Linked DNA regions of Homo sapiens: region 1 is linked to region 2. The links are chromatin loops, found by intact Hi-C in ENCODE. Cell type or tissue: natural killer cell. All regions are shown on one strand.

What was found. Hi-C counts contacts between places; a loop is a spot of excess contacts. Peaks named below come from ENCODE experiments on the same cell type or tissue, not always from the same donor. Only the 100,000 strongest peaks of a DNase experiment are listed, where the experiment ranks them.
Region 1: it touches region 2 in a loop (2.3-fold over the local background); 8 of 110 quality-filtered maps call a loop at or near these places.

The regions. Positions count from the first base shown.
Region 1 is chr5:151,090,042-151,098,041 of GRCh38, forward strand. No RefSeq gene overlaps it. Among named protein-coding and RNA genes, the nearest start is that of TNIP1, 13 kb to the left of the region's middle. RefSeq lists enhancers at 3,954-4,363, 3,998-5,197. In natural killer cell, a CTCF peak has its summit at 3,490; DNase peaks (open chromatin) are centred at 3,750, 4,170 and 4,550; H3K27ac peaks cover 3,600 bases.
Region 2 is chr5:151,210,626-151,218,625 of GRCh38, forward strand. All of the region lies in intron 1 of CCDC69 (coiled-coil domain containing 69), which reads right to left. It overlaps LOC105378230 (a long non-coding RNA gene), which reads left to right and starts at 1,509. Exons shown (of 4, transcript NR_160730.1): 1 at 1,509-1,634; 2 at 2,134-2,264. RefSeq lists enhancers at 673-732, 1,233-1,442, 2,043-2,232, 2,943-2,992, 3,003-3,082 and 2 more. In natural killer cell, no CTCF peak of the experiment used is centred here; DNase peaks (open chromatin) are centred at 556, 1,316, 3,686 and 4,166; H3K4me3 peaks cover 3,124 bases; H3K27ac peaks cover 7,952 bases.

The DNA of each region.
Region 1 (8,000 bases), 120 kb before region 2:
AGGCACAGTACTCAGTGCTCTTAGATGAATTATTTCATGCATCTCTCTTAAGAACTGTATAAGACTGATATACTATTCTGCAAAAGAAGAAATGAGGCTCCTAGTGGGTTAAGACAACTGCTAATAAATGGCACAAGTAGAGTTCAAATATAAGTAATGTCTCCCGTGAGGATGTGGAGGAGATGAGACCTATACTGGATCTTAAAAGAGGGCAAAATTTGGGTATACACAAGGAAACTGTCACAGGACCACTCTTTTGATACGGAATTATCCAGCCCTACCTCATCCATTTTGACATCTCTGGTCTTGCTGCTGATGTTGTAGGGACAGGACTGAGCCAGTCTCATAAAAGCTATTTGATACTTACTTAGGGAATGAATGAACTTGACTCTGTGAGTTTCCTGGTTCATCAATTCTGTTGAAAGTTCCCCAAGAATAGAAACTCTTCATGCCATTAGGACCTAGCCCAGGATTTGGCAGATTTCTGGACCCCATCATAGAGCTAAGAAATCAGACTCTCTAACGAGGGGATCCCTAAAGGCAGCAGTTTAATTAAACTCCCTGATACTCCCCGATACTCCCCGTAGAGTTTGAGAAGCCAAAACTCTCAGCTGGATCTTCCAAATCCAAAGTGAGAATTATCTGCTCACATATAGGCAGCTAGGTAGAACTCACTGTCAGGAACTCACTGGTAGATACTGAGGATGCGTTTACTTCTCTGAGTCACCCAAGCATCAAATCTATGATTTTTGCAAAGTCCCACTCAAGCCAATGAAGTTACCTGCTTATCTGAACTTTGAAGACAGGCAGTTAGAAGAGGTCATAGAATCATAGTTTTTCAGATGTCTACTGGCTCAACAGCCTACCCAGAACCAGCACATCCTCCCCCAACCATTGGCAAGTGGTCAGCCAAGTTTTGCCACCCTATTTCAATGATGGGGAGCTCACTACCTTACAGGTAGCCCATTGCATTCTCAGTCGGCTCTCATTTAAAGCTCAGATCTGCCTTCTTCTCCTTTGGATGGGTGCCTATCAATGGCTGACAAATTCTTCCAAGGCCCTTCATGATCTAGCTTCTACTTACCATCCCTTCCCGCTCTAACCACCCCTAAGCATTCCTCAAATGTGCCAGCTCCTTTCTGCTTCTTCTTCTTTTTATTTTTTTTTTTTTTGAGACAGAGTCTCACCCTGTCGCCCAGGCTGGAGTGCAATGGTACAATCTCGGCTTACTGCAACCTCCGCCTCCCAGGTTCAAGCAATTCTCCTACCTCAACCTCCTGAGCAGCTGGGATTACAGGTGCGTGCCACAACTCCCAGCTAATGTTTTGTATCTTTAGTAGAGACAGGGTTTCACCATGTTAGCCGGGCTGGTCTTGAACTCCTGAACTCGTGATCCACCCGCCTCGACCTCCCAAAGTGCTGGGGTTACAGGCGTGAGCCACCGTGCCTGGTCTTCCTTTTTGCTTCTTTTGGCTTCCTTGCATATTCCTTGGCCCCTGGCTGCAGCACCTCCCCTCCACTGTGCCTTTCACCTGGCCAATGCCTGCTTATTTTCTCTGTCTCAACTTAAGTGTGCCTCTTCTGGGAAGTTTCCCTGACCTTCCCCACTCCTGCACTCCCCTCCAGACCACAGCAGGCCCCTTGTTCTGCATTTTCAAGCCCTGCCTTTCTCTCTCTCTGCAACTAGTTGTAATAAAATGATTATTGGTGCAGTTAATTTAGCATCTGATGAGAAAAATGGTTTTCAGCCAGGGATGATTTTGGCCCCCACAGGGCAACTGGCAATATCTGAAGACATTTTTCATTGTCACAACTGAGGAGGGAGTATACTACTGACATTTATTGGACAGAAGGCAGGGATGCTGCCAAGCAGCCTACCATGCACAGGACAGATCCCCATAACAAAAAATGACCCAACCCAACACATCAACAGTGTTCTCAACATGTCCATAGAGAAAACTCGTTTTGGAGTATAAGCCCCATGTGGTCAGGGACTATTTCTTCTTTGATTGTCACAATTTCACCAGTGCCTAGCAAACAGCAGGCAATCCATGAATGCTTGTGGAGGGAAGAAGAGAAGGAGAAGGAAGTGGGTCATAGAATGAAATGCTAGAACCCCATCGAGGGGGGTGATGTGTACAGTGTCCCCGACGTTGGGGAGAGTAGAGGACTGGGGATACACATGTAAAGAGAGCTGAGACTGGGCAGACAGACCTCGGGAGCCTTGAACACTGGGCTAAAGAATGTCGCCTCTGGCCGGGCACAGTGAGTCATGCCTGTAATCCCAGCACTTTGGGAGTCCGAGGCAGGCAGATCACAAGGTCAGGAGATCGAGACCATCCTGGCTAACACGGTGAAACCCCATCTCTACTAAAAAATACAAAAAATTAGCCGGGTGCGGTGGCGGGCACCTGTAGTCCCAGCTACTCGGGAGGCTGAGGCAGGAGAATGGCGTGAACCCGGGAGGTGGAGTTTGCAGTGAGCCAAGATCGTGCCACTGCACTCCAGCCTGGGTGACAGAGCAAGACTCCGTCTCAAAAAAAAAAAAAGAAAAAAGAAAAGAATGTCGCCTCCATTCTATAAGCAATGGGGGGGGGGGGCGCATAGGAGTCTTTCCACTAACATTAACAAAATACTTTTGTGGCCAAAAATGTTCTGATCAAACTGGCACTTCAGGAAGAGATCTGGGGACAGTGAGAAATACGTCTTGAGAAAGGGGATTTGACTTGTTAGTGATAGAGGCAGGTGTTAAATCCACAAATATCCCTCCTTATTTTACTGATGCACATGGGGTAACCCTGGTTGCAAACAGCTGTCTGAAGAGCTGGCAGCACCCTTTTTCAGACTGTGAGTAAATGGACAGGCCTCAAACTTTGAGGCCACAGGCATCTGCTTGGTGCCAGGCCAGCCACTATTACTGACTCACCATATGGCCTCATCAGTACTTCCTCTCGCCATCCCTCACCTTCCTCATCTGTAAAAGGGAGTAAATTCTCTTCACCCATTTATAACACTGAGCACAGCTGTGTGCACAAAAGGGCATCCATTAGGATAATTTCATAGAGAATATTATAGACCATGGGTTTGTTAACTTTAGTGTCCTTTGACCAGGGGTTCGCAATCCTGACTGCACATTTAAATCACCTGCAATCCTGACTGCACATTTAAATCACCTGGGGATCTTTCTAAACACGCGGACCCTCCAGGCCCCACCCCAGATTAATTAAACCAGAATCTCCGGGGGTGTGGCCTGGGCATGGGTATTGATAAAGCTCCCCCAGGTGATTTTGAGATGCAAAGTTGTGACCACTGACCTAGAAGCTGCTTTTTTTTTTTTTTGAGACAAATCTGCCCTTTTAACAGCTGGTTCTGATTCAGGTGATCCCAGGAACTTACTGTCGTTGAGTCACTGTGGTCTCCCAACTTGTTCCTTCTTTTTGTATCAGGAAGGTGACTTCTCAATACCAGGATAGGGACAACAAATTTCAGAATGTAGAGAGAATCCCTCTTTCGGGGAGTCACAGAACAGTATGTATGATGGGTGTGAAAGGAAAAGTTAAAACGCAAGCTAAGCCACTAAGTGGAGAGGAGGTATGTGTCATTCTATCAGCATTTGAAAAATGGGATTCAGGGAGGCCTTTTGCAAAATTGTGCTTTCCAAGGAAACTAATACAGGGTGGCATGTTGCAAGATTCTTGTCAAAGGAAGGGGATCCAAGTACAGATGTTGCAACACTGTGCTGCCAAAGGAAGTGGAAGCAAAGGAAGTGGCTTCTTAGTCTATCAGATCTGGAACAAAGCTTAGAGATTATCTTGACCAATCTTCTCACTGGATAGAAGGGGAAACTAAGGTTCAGAGAAGGGAAGGCTTGTGCCCAGGGGCAGCCAGGGAGTTACTGATGAGTTCAAATTGCAATCCAGGCTTCCTATCCACCACCTACCTGCTGCCCTTTCCTCTTCTCCCTGAATATCTATCCCCTCACTGTTTTGCTCTGGGTCCCTAGCCCAGCCTCCACATCCCCACCCTCTGGACAGTGCCCAAGGTCAAAGGATGAGCCTAAATCTGTGTGCCAGGATCTAAACCCACCAGATGACAGGGGCGAAAGCCAGCGGTGGCAGTGGCAAGCCGGAGAGGAAGGAGCAGTGTCTGATGATGTGGCCTGACCTCAGAAAGGAAACCTGGTTGGTCACCAGGGGGAATTTCCCCGGGTGAGGTCTCACGTCTATGCAAATATTGCACTGCAATTAACCTGGACCCTGGGATGGGAGAGAGAAAAGAGGAGAGGACACTGGGAAAGACAGAAGGGCAGGTAATAGGACCTGAACATTCCCAGGGTACCAGGCACTGTGCTAGGCTCCTCATGAAATTAATCTCATTTTGCCTCTAAAGTATCCTCCAATGTAGGAAAATTGAGTCTGAGGCCCAGTGAGAGGGTGCGTTGCCCAAGCAAAATCAGCACATTCCTACCCCAACGGGATACCAGGCCTCAGGGAGAAGTGATGATGGTGACGATAGATTTGGCGCTGCGGCTGCTGACAAAGGTGACAGTAATGAGGCTTGAGTCCGGGACTCTAGCAAGGTTTCATTTTAGGTTTCCATCTCACTCAACCAGGGGAGTTTTATCCTGGGAACGGCCAAAGGCAGCAGGAAGGTAGTGACCCTGACTCACCTTGGGCAAATCCCAGCACTCTGGTTTTTCAAAGCCCTGTGGGGGCAAGGGATGTGGTAGCTGGCACAGTTAACCCCTTCACCACCAGTTTCTAGAATGCTCCTGGAAAAGTGAACAGAATGGGATCCATACTTTTGAAGGAGAATCAATTTTTCTCTGCTACCTCTTTAAATTTCACTCGCTGTGCGCCTCACCGTATCCAGAAAGCCTTCCCCGGGGACTTCACTCGTTTTCCAAGGCTTGATCTCATTTACTGCCTGGTTCTCCAAGGAGCTAGTCTTGTCTCCCAGAATAGGATGCCAAGTAGGATCAGAGTTCAAGTCAGGGCTGTTGGGCTCGAAGTCTGCCCTCCACACAGCCTGGTTGGTTGTCCTCCTCTGATGGGCTTACACAACAACAAGCAGACTCCTGATTTCTGGAGGTGTGTGGGGCACACTAAGGCTATGCACTAAGAAAAGTGTGAGTGTGCACATGCCCCAGTGTGTGTGAAGAACAAGTTAGGATACATATGCGAGGTGTTTCCCACGTGCACAGCAACACACACACACACACACACACACACATAATGTCTGTATTTTTGGTTGTTATCAGCAAACTAAAAAAAAATTATTTTCTCTGTATGGTCAACAATGTGTGTCTCTGTATGTGTTACCAGCAGAATACCTTACACTCCTTTGTATTACCAGCAATGTGTTTCTCATTCTACTGTGTGCTCTGTGGGTATGGCTGGCAGTGACTGTAATTCTGTGTGACAAGCAGTATTTACGGGCCTTGAGTGGATAGCAGGCACATGGGAAAGTGGGGGAAGGAAATGTCAGTTCCCCACCCTCCCTACTTTCCTTTCAGGCCCTCCCAGGTCAAGGTCCATGGCCTTCAAGACGGCCAGGGAGGGGTTCTGCCTGCAGCTGGCAGCACAACAGGCAGATGGTGGTAGTTGGGAGGAAGGGGTGGGGCCATCCCACAGAAGGAAATGCATGTTCTGGAAATTTTAACAGCTGGGCCTGTTTGTGTGGTGGGGGGACATTCCCAGACAGCTCTTGTTTAGGGTTTTGTCAGTCCTTACCTAGCTGAGAGGAGGGCAGTGGGACAGCCTACATCAGGGACCTCTGTCCTCATGTCCTTCTCTGAGTTCTTAGGGAATGGAACTTGGCTTCACATCTGCTTCCTCCCCGCTCACTCCCCATGGCACTTTAGGGCCCTTTTCCCTGTTTTCTCGCTCCCCAGTGTCCTTCTCTTTTCTCCATCTCTGCATCCTCTGTGCTGGCTTGTGTCCTCATCCCCCCGACACCTAGGGACCCCAGCTGCTGGTCCTGTCTCCTCCATGCTGGTCCCTGGGGATATCTTTTCTAAAGGACATCTCTAATCATATAATCTCCCTCCCTAGCACATTCAGGGGCTAGCCAGTGCCTGGAGGATAAAGTCCATACTCTTCAGCCTGGACTCAGTGACCTTCCCAGAGGGCGTCCTCGCACAGCGGGTGACGGGCCCCAGCACTCCCACACACCTCTCCTTTCCCAGCTCTGCGCCTTTGCTTCAGCCATTGCCTCTGCCTGGACACCCCTCCCTCCTTCAGTAGTTTCTAATGTAAGAGCTTCTCTAACCATCTGCTGAGGTGCTCTCAAGTGTCCCGTTCTCCAAGGAGCCTTTGTTAGTCCTCCCTGTGGTTAATTCATCGCTTCTGCACTCAGTGTCCCTTGCTTGGTTGAGATTTTTCTTTTTCTTTCTTTTTTTGTTTTAAGACAGTTTTGCTCTTGTCAATCAGGCTGCAGTGCAGTGGTGTGATCTTGGCTCACCGTAACCACCGCCTCCTGGGTTCAAGTGATTCTCCTGCCTCGGCATCCCAAGTAGCTGTGATTACAGGTGCCCGCCACCGCAACTCGGCTAAATTTTTTTTTTGTATTTTTAGTAGAGATGGGGTTTCACCATGTTGGCCAGGCGGGTCTTGAACTCTTGACCTCAGGTGATCCACCCACCTCGGCCTCCCAAAGTGCTGGGATTATAGGTGTAGCCACTGAGCCTGGTCTGGTTGAGATTTTTCTAATAATCTTTCCCCACTTAGCTCTCTGTGTAGCAGGCATAGTGTAGAGCATCAGACTCCCCCCTCTGACCCTGATTACTCTTCTCTAAAATAGAATCCTGCCTATTATTGATAATAAAGAGCTGATATACTGAGTCCTTCGTATGTTCTAGACAGTGTGCTCAGAAATAAACATGCATTGCCAGTACAGACAGGTCAAGTTACTTATTTACTTCTACTAATAGTGGTGGATGGGATTTGAACCCAGGCCTGCCTGCCTCCACAGACTTAACCACTGAGCAGAGGGCTCAGTTATGTAACTACAATTTCCCACTTGCCTCACTCCAACCCTAAAGTGGGGAAATCTGTAGGAAACCCAGGTTCTGGTGGGGAATGAAGAGGCATGTTAGAGCGCTGTTTTACCGCTTCTGGGTTCCGAAATTCAGGTTGGGCAACCCGACCCTTCTCCCTCCCATGCTCAGCTCAGTCTGGCTTCCTCATCAATAGGTAAAGGAGGAAGTGTCAGCAGAGAGAGCAGAGCCTGGAATCAGGACAGCTGCGTTCTAGCCTCAGATCTGGCACTTACTAATACAATGGTCACAATCCTGTCTCTGGGCCTCAGTTACCAAACCTGTGAAACGAGAGGGTTGGTTGGGGCCATCTCTAAGACCATTTCCAGTGAGTCAATCCATGATGTACTGTCTATGTCTTCAGGCAGTATGTTTCACCACTTGGAGCCCAAGTTTCCTCATTGGTAAAAAGAGGGTGATCACCCCTATAATACTGCAAAGGAAGTAACGGCCATGGAGGCAAAGCTTCTCAAGTGGGATTATTCTGGTGGCGACTTATTGCTTGCAGCTGTGCTGGGGCACCATGAATATAGGGGGATTTCTTTTTTTTTTTTGAGACACAGTGTCCCTTGGTAGTCCAGGCTGGAGTGCAATGTCACGATCATGGCTCACTGCAACCTCCGCAACCTGGGCTCAAGCGATCCTCCCACCTCAGCCTCTCGAGACTGCAGGCATACACCACTACCTCCAGCATTTTTTTTTCCTATTTTTTGTAGAGACGGGGTTTTGCTACACACAGGCTGGTCTTGAACTGGGCTCAAGCGATCTGCCCACTTTGGCCTCCCAAAGTGCTGGGGTTACAGGCACGGGCCACGGCACCTGGCCATAGGGAAACTTTAAACAGCCAGCGGTTCCCACACCACCGCCACGGGCAGGAGGTTGAGTGGCAATTCCTAAATAGCTGCTCTCTGCTCAGGTTAAAAGGGCACCCCCCCTCCCAATGGGCAACTTCCTTCGGGTATTT
Region 2 (8,000 bases):
AATATTGGAAGGTTCGACCAATTTACTCACCTTCAAATGGCACGCAAGAAGATCAGTTTCAGCTAGGTGTGGTAGCTCACACCTGTAATCCTAGCACTTTAGGAGGCCGAGGCGGGAGGATCACTTGAAGCCAGGAGTTTGAGACCAGCCTGGCCAACATGACAAAACCCCATCTCTACTAAAAATACAAAAATTAGCCAGGTGTGGTGGCACGTGCCTGTAATCTCAGCTACTTGGGATGCTGAGGCACGAGATTTGTTTGAACCTGGGAGGCGGAGGTTGCAGTGAACTGAGATTGGGCCACTGCACTCCACCCTGGGTGACAGAGCAAGACTGTCTCAAGAAAAAAGAAAAAGACCAGTTTCACTGCAACCTTGCCAATGTGGAATATTATCACTTTTTAAAAAAATGTTGGCAAATTTGCTAGGTCAAAACCCAACTAAAATAACCTAGTGCTACCTATTACATGCCTGCCCCCAACACAGGCATCTGTATGTTCGAGACATCTTACATGCTCAAGACCATCCCACCGTGACGCGTGGTTAGGTCTACCTCGGGCCCCCAGGCTCAGTGCACACACCATTTCTCTGCTTCTCTCCTGACCTGCCCTGGGGCGGAGTTAGTTCCTGTTTTCTCCATGTTCCAGGCACCCCTGAGAGTATCTACATCTGGTTAGCTGTCTGTCTCTCCTGCTAGCCCAAAGGGCTCCTGAAGGACAGGATTTTGAAATCTGTATTGGACTTGCCCCAGTATGTTATGATGCCCAGAACAGTATTTCTTAGGAATGTGGTCTATGGACCTCCTGTACTAGAGCCACCTGGAAAGCTTGCTTAACACGAATGTCCAGGCTGCATTCTAGACCTACAGTATGTGTGCTGGGAATTTGCATCTGCTTTTTTTTTTTTTTTTTTTTTTGAGATGGAGTCTGGCTCTGTTGCCCAGGCTGGAGTGCAGTGGCACGATCTTGGCTCAATTGCAACCTCTGCCTCCCAGGCTCAAGCAATTCTCCTGCCTCAGCCTCCAGAGTAGCTGGGATTACAGGCACATACCACCACACCAGGCTAATTTTTGTATTTTTAGTAGAGACGGGGTTTCACCATGTTGGCCAGGCAGGTCTCAAACTCCTGACTTCAAGTGATCCACCCACCTCAGCCTCCCAAAGTGCTGAGATTACAGGCATTAGCCACCACGCCTGGCCGGAATCTCCATCTTTAGCAGTCTAGCCAGATGATCCTAGTGCACACAAAAGCCTGAGGACATGTGACCCTGAGCTAGGTAGGTCTCAACAAGCAACTACTGAGTGGAAAATCCCCAGGTTGGGGTCCTGACCACTTCCTCCTCAGAGGTCATGGAGCAGACGGCACCTGCAGTGTGTGCGTGGGTGGTGGTGGTGGGGGGGGGAGTTGGGAGGGGGACATAAGAATTTTCCCTTCCAAAAGAGGGGTGGGGAGCATAGGGCTGGGGTGGGGTATCCGGACTACACTCTGGAAGAGGGATGACAGCTTCCTGAGTCAACGGAAACTTGGTAGCAAGAAAGCTGCAGAGGAGGCTGCCGGCAGTACAGGATGCAGGGAGAACCCAGGCCTGGGGTTGAGGCCAGGAGACTCAATTCCAGCTTTACTGTGTGCCTTTAGGTAAGTCATGTTCCTTCTCAGTTTCCCCATCTGTGAAGGGTCAGGGCTGGAACAGATGCTCTCTTCAGTCCTCCTGAGCTCCAGGGCAGCCCTTCTCCTAAGAAGGCTGGAAATAGAGCCCCTATACCCAGGTGACACTCACAGCTTTGGGGCCTAGATCCTTGCTGTCAAGCAGACCAGAGCCCTGCAGTAGGTTCAACCTGAAGCAAACCTGAGATAGTAGGACACAGCTGTCAAAAGCAGACAGAGTCAGGGTAGAATGAGAAGACAGTGTCCAGAGCCATGGAGAGCCACATGAGCTCAGATTGGGGCTGGTGAGATGCTCTAGAGTATACTCTCATTTTAGAGGGTAAACTGACACACTGGAAGACGTCCCAAAGAAACCGACAGGATGTAGGAGGTGGCTCAAAACCAAATTATAGGAGGGGCTGTTAACAGAACAAGAGTTGGTCAGCCTTGAGAACAGGCAGGAAGACCTGATATTGTCTTCAAATCTCAGCAGGAATGTCATGGGTAGAAGCTGCTGGCGTGTCATCTACAGCCTTGGAGGACAGGATTGTGGCCAAGCATGAGGAGGTTCCAGAAGTTTCAGTTCAGTATGAAGAAAAATTTCAGAACCATCACAAACTGGTAGGCTGCCTCATTGGAGGGTGGGGAATCGTGGTGGAAGTGAGCGCTCCATCATTAGTAGCATGCAAGAAGAGGTTGGAGAGTCAAACTTCATGCTGTAGATTGGACTGGTGATCTTTTAGAACCCTGAACTCTAACAGTCTATAATTCTAAAAAGCATCACTGATGTTCGGCAAGTGAAAGCCTCTGGTAAGCATAAAGAAATTATCTACTACATGGCATGTAAAGACCACCAGCATTAATGGAACCTCAGGGAGCTCTGTTGAATGCTATTCAGGGAGCAGCATTTTGGGGTGAATGGCTGTAGTCACATACTCAAGCCTTTGGGATAGACCCCTAAACTTCCCTCAAATTATTTTTTATTTTTTATTTTTTGAGACGGAGTCTTGCTCAGTTGCCCAGGCTAGAGTGCAGTGGCGTGATCTCGGCTCACTGCAAGCTCTGCCTCCTGGGTTCACGCCATTCTCCTGTCTCAGCCTCCTGAGTAGCTGGGACTACAGGTGCCCACCACCATGTCCGGCTATTTTTTTTTTTTTGTATTTTTTGTGAAGATGGGGTTTCACCATGTTAGCCAGGATGGTCTCAATCTCCTGACCTAGTGATCCACCCGCCTCGGCCTCCCAAAGTGCTGGGATTATAGGCGTGAGCCACCATGCCCGGCCAACTACCCTCAAATTCTGAGCCTCACCAGGCAAGAGTGAATTAGGCAGAAGCAACTTGGATAGAAGCCGCCCAGCTATTCCCTACCTTGGGAATCCTAGTAGGATGGAAGGTAAGAGTAGCCCTGAGGGAGGTTCAGCCTGTCCTGCAGAGACTTGAGCTAGCCCTCTTTGGGAGCCATCACTCCATTCTGTTTGTCAGCCTTCAAGGCTTGTGTATTTCTGATTAAGTGCTTTGTGTCCTCATTGTTCCTGCTTAACTTAGAGAATTTAGTAATTAAAGAAGACTCCTTAAGAGTTCACCCAGCTCCTCCGTGTCCCATACATCACAGGCCTGGCTTCCTCTGAGCATGTAGTTCTATCACACCTATCCTGGCTGAGGAAGGCTTACGGGAACCCAGAGCAGGGTTGGAAGGGCCCCAGGAGGCAGCTGACTCCAATCCCCACCTCCTTTTTCCAGATAGAAAAGCTGAGGCCCAGAGGTGGGTGGGCAGATAACTTGTCAGAAGCTGCAAAGCAGGGAAGCAGAGCCCTGGGGAGAATCCAGACTCACAGCTGAGGCTAGAGTCCTTTCCGTCCCCCTGATGCCAGGGTCAGCTTTATCTGAGTAGCTGAGCCTGTAGGGGAGAGGTGATTCTAAGTCTCAAGGGGCTCAGGTCACACCCTCCTCAATATCAGAGCTGCCTTTCCGGTGTCTGGCCCAGCACCACTAGTGCTGGGATCTAAGTAACCACAGTCAGAGCCTATTGGCCGAGGGTAGAGGCAGGAAGGAGGCGGGGAGTGTGGCCCAAGGGGCCCCACTCCAGGGCCTTCGGGGAGGAAGGGCGGGGCCTAAATGATCAGGGCTGTTGAGAAATGTTAGTGTTCACACCCGAATTACAGAAGCTCAGACAGAACACCATAAATACAGGCCTTAGCCTCCCCATCTCTAAGATGGGCAGAGATATTCTGCCAAAGTAATGCCTGAATTTGATGTCATTGAAACTCAAACACTGCCAGGGACATTAAAGATTTAATTCATCCCCTTCATATCATATAGTGTGTGGTCAACATTTCCTCACTGGCTGGAGGACAGTCCAATGTGATTGTACAACCAACTTAAAGTTAGAAGTGCCAGGCTGCACCACTCCGCTGCACCGGGGACACGGCCTATGCTCTGAACACCTGCAGGACCCCCAGAGCACACAAGTCAGGGGCGGATGTGGTCTCCACTGCTCCTATCTGACCAACTGATGAGGTGTCTCAGGGGAGCAAAGGACCACTTCCTTCTTAAATACCCCTGCACCTGGTGAGCCAGACCACAGCAGACAAGCATCAGAAGGGCCTTGAGTGCAAGGCCTCACTTCACAGACGATGACACTGAGGCCTAGAGAAAGCCTTTCTAATACACCTTATTTATTTTCTTCCTCCCTAGGGCTCCCGTTTTCTTGTCCCATATCAGCTTCCCAGGGTGTCTGCTAGTTCTGGTTGCCTCAGAGGGCCTGGAGCTGGCAAAAGCACTAGACATTATTTCTAGCATTTGGGTCAGCCTGGCAGGCAGGACCCTGAAGGAGCTGGACAGAAAATGGTGTCAGTAGCTGGATGGGGGTGGGGAAAGAGACAGGCTGAGGGCCCAGATACCTGTCTCCCAGTCCAATGGCAAACTGGAAGGCCAGAGCCAAGGTCCTAGCTTGCCATCTGAGGCTGAGCGCCTGGATACCTGTCTCACAGTCCAATGGCAAATTGAGAGTCCAGAGCCAAGGTCCTAGCTTGCCATCTGCTTGCTGTGTGACCTTGAGTGGACACTCTTCCTTTTCTGTGCTTCTGTACCCTCCTCTGCATGGCATGGAATTGTGCAATGGGATACGTAAGAGCCCTTCTGGTTTTGACATGCTGTGGATGGGGAAGAAGGGGCAGAGTGAGGTCATCTTGCTATCTCATCTTCTGTCGATCCTGTCCGGCTTGTTTGCTCTGGGCAGGGCAGAGGCAGTTTGACACACTCAGCTGTTAGCTCTGGTCATGGAGGGGGCTTCTCTGGAGAGCAGGAAAGGAGGGTCCCTTGCTCAGGAGGCCTGGGTGAGAACCTGGAGCCCTCCACACCATCCCCTGTTCTTCAGCAGACAGTGTAAGGGTGGTTGTAAAAGAGAGGGCGGGATTGCCTGAAAGCAGAGAATGACAGAGCTCAGCCATCTCCCAAGTTGCACGCAGCATGCTCCTAATTCTACAGTAGCACTGTGAACAGAAATAAGTACCCATTAGTGAGGACAAGGAGGATGCACAGGATGCTCAGGGCAGGACCATTTGCAGTAGGGAAATGCTGTAAACTGAGGACTGGCTGGATATACTCAGGGACATAATACTATGTCATTTCATTCATATGTTTAAGAGAGTGAAGTAGACCTTTATGTACAAAGATGGAAAGGCATTTGGTAAAATACCAATATCCAAACTAAACTATTTCTTTTCTGTCACCCAGGCTGGAGTGCAGTGGTGTATTCTTGGCTCACTGCAACGTCCACCTCCCAGGTTCAAGCAATTCTCCTGCCTCAGCCTCCCCAGTAACTGGGACTACAGGCATGTGCCACCATGCCCAGCTAATTTTTGTATTTTTAGTAGAGACAGGGTTTTACCATGTTGACCAAGCTGATCTTGAACTCCTGACCTCAGGTGATCTGCCCGCCTTAGCCTCCCAAAGTGCTGGGATTACAGGCGTGAGCCACCATGCCCGGCCAACTATTACTAATGATAAAAAAATGCATAGGAAAAAGTACCTAGAAAAGCACAAACTGATAACAGTTGTCATCTCCAGAGAATGGACTAAAATTACTGTGGTCAAGGAAGGGTAGCTTCCATTTTACATTTTACCTAAATTATTAGGATTTTTTTTTTTTTTTTTTTTTTTTGAGACTGAGTCTTGCTCTGTCACCTAGAGCGAGTGGTGTGCAGTGGTGCGATCTCGGCTCGCTGCAGCCTCTGCCTCCCAGGTTCCAGCGATTCTCCTGCCTCAGCCTCCTGGGTAGCTGAGATTACAGGCACGTGCCACACGCCCGGCTAATTTTTGTATTTTTAGTAGAGACGGGGTTTCACCATGTTGGTCAGGCTGGTCTCAAACTCCTGACCTCAGGTGATCCGCCCGCCTCAGTCTCCCAAAGTGCAGGGATTACAGGCGTGAGCCACCACGCCTGGCCAATTCTTAGGATTTTTAAAGCAACAACGCATTCAAGAATTACTTATATACAAAGAAATTAACAACAACAAGAAAAAGGTACCTCTCTTGGAACCTGAAAGCCTCCCCCAGAGTCAAGGTACAGACAGAGAAATCAAGGCTGGGGAAGAGAATAGTTAGCAAAAGAGGCAGAAGTGGACCCATTGTTAGAATGATGAATACCAGAGGTTGGGAAGGACGTGTGTGTGGGGTGCGGGGAATGAAGAAAGGCTGGTCAAACGATACAAACATACAGCCAGATGGAAGGACTACATTCTAATGTTCCATAGCAACCATGAACTGTATACTTTAAAATAGCTAGAAGAGAGGACTTGAAACGTTCCCAACACATAGAAATGATAAATACTCGAGGTGATGAAACTCCAAATACCCTGACTTGATCATTACACAGTCTATGCACCTAACAAAATATCATATGTACCTGAGAAGTATGTAAAATATTATATATCAATAAAAAATATAAAGAAGTAGGCCCCATTCTTGACTCCCAGTCCAGTGCTCTTTCCTCTACAGATGCAGCTGCTGGTGTCCAAAAGCAATGGGCCCTGTCCAGGCACCTCCTTGTTTACAGTGCTGCCTCTTCTGCTGCCAAGATGGGTTCCAAAGGGAGGCACTGGGTTCTTGCTGTCATTTTTGATTGCTGGCAACTTGGGGCTGGGGGTGAGAGGGTGGGTAAGGAGCAATTAACCTTGCGATATGAAAGTTTCCTAAAGCTGCTGTAACAAATTACCACGCACTTGGTGGCTGAAAACAACAGAAATGTATTCTCTCACAGTTCTGGAAGTTAGAAGTGTAAATTCAAGGTATCAGCCGAGCTGGCTCTTCTGGAGGCTCTGAGGGAGGATCTGTTACCTCCCTCTCTCCCAGATCCTGGTGGGTGCTGGCAATCCTTCGTTCTCTGGCTTGGGAGATGTGTCACTTCATTCCCTGCTCTTCTCCCTGTGTGTCTGTGTCCAAATTTCCCTCTTCTTGTTGGGACACCAGTCACTGGATTAGGGCCCATCCAATGTGACCTCATTTTAACTCAATGGCCCCTGCAAAGACCCTATTTCAAATAATGTCGCATTTACAGGTTCTGGGTGAATGTAAATGTAGGAGGGGACATTACTGAATCCAGTAAAGGTAACAGCTTTTCTGATGTCCAGGCCATTTCCTTAAGGAAGGCACAGGGGCAGGGTCACATGGGGCAGTAGAAAATGGCGAGGAAAGCCACAAAGGTCATTGTACACTCAGTGAAAAAAAACTCCATTGCAGAGAGGAGGAAATCTGGAAGTAGGTCAGACTGCATATCACTTGTCTTGGGGGGATGCATGGATGTGGATGGCTGTTTTAGGTATAGTACAGTGTTTGGCCTAGATGTTCTGGAAGGTTCAGATTTGAAAATAAGGTGACACAAGATAAACTATTTTTAGGGATTAAGATTCACCTTGCAAGACAAATAGGATGGCTTGTCTTCAGGTAATGGATGGGTTTAGATCTGCTAAAGATGGATGGATCTTCTCTTGCTCCTTTTCTCTGCCAAGGTGGGACAGCAGGAGCTCCCTCCCCACTGCCAGTCCTGCTGCAGTGGGGGCTCCCAGTCTGGCCCTCTCCCCTGGTCACTGGGGACGGCTCACAGTGCTGAGGGAGGATGATGCAGAGGACCGAGTGCCAGCCGTGTGGACGGAAGCCCAAGTACACCCTGAGGTGTCAGAGCCAGAACTAGGGTCATCTGAGAGGCTCTTCCTTTCGTTGGGAGGGTACTTACACTCTTCGAGTTTATTTTTTGAATATGAACATTCATGAATTTCATACTGAGACCCCTTAGAGCTCCTTTTCCAGGCAGGTCTCAGACTTCTGTTCACTGGCTGATCTATGCACCCTGAGATGTCA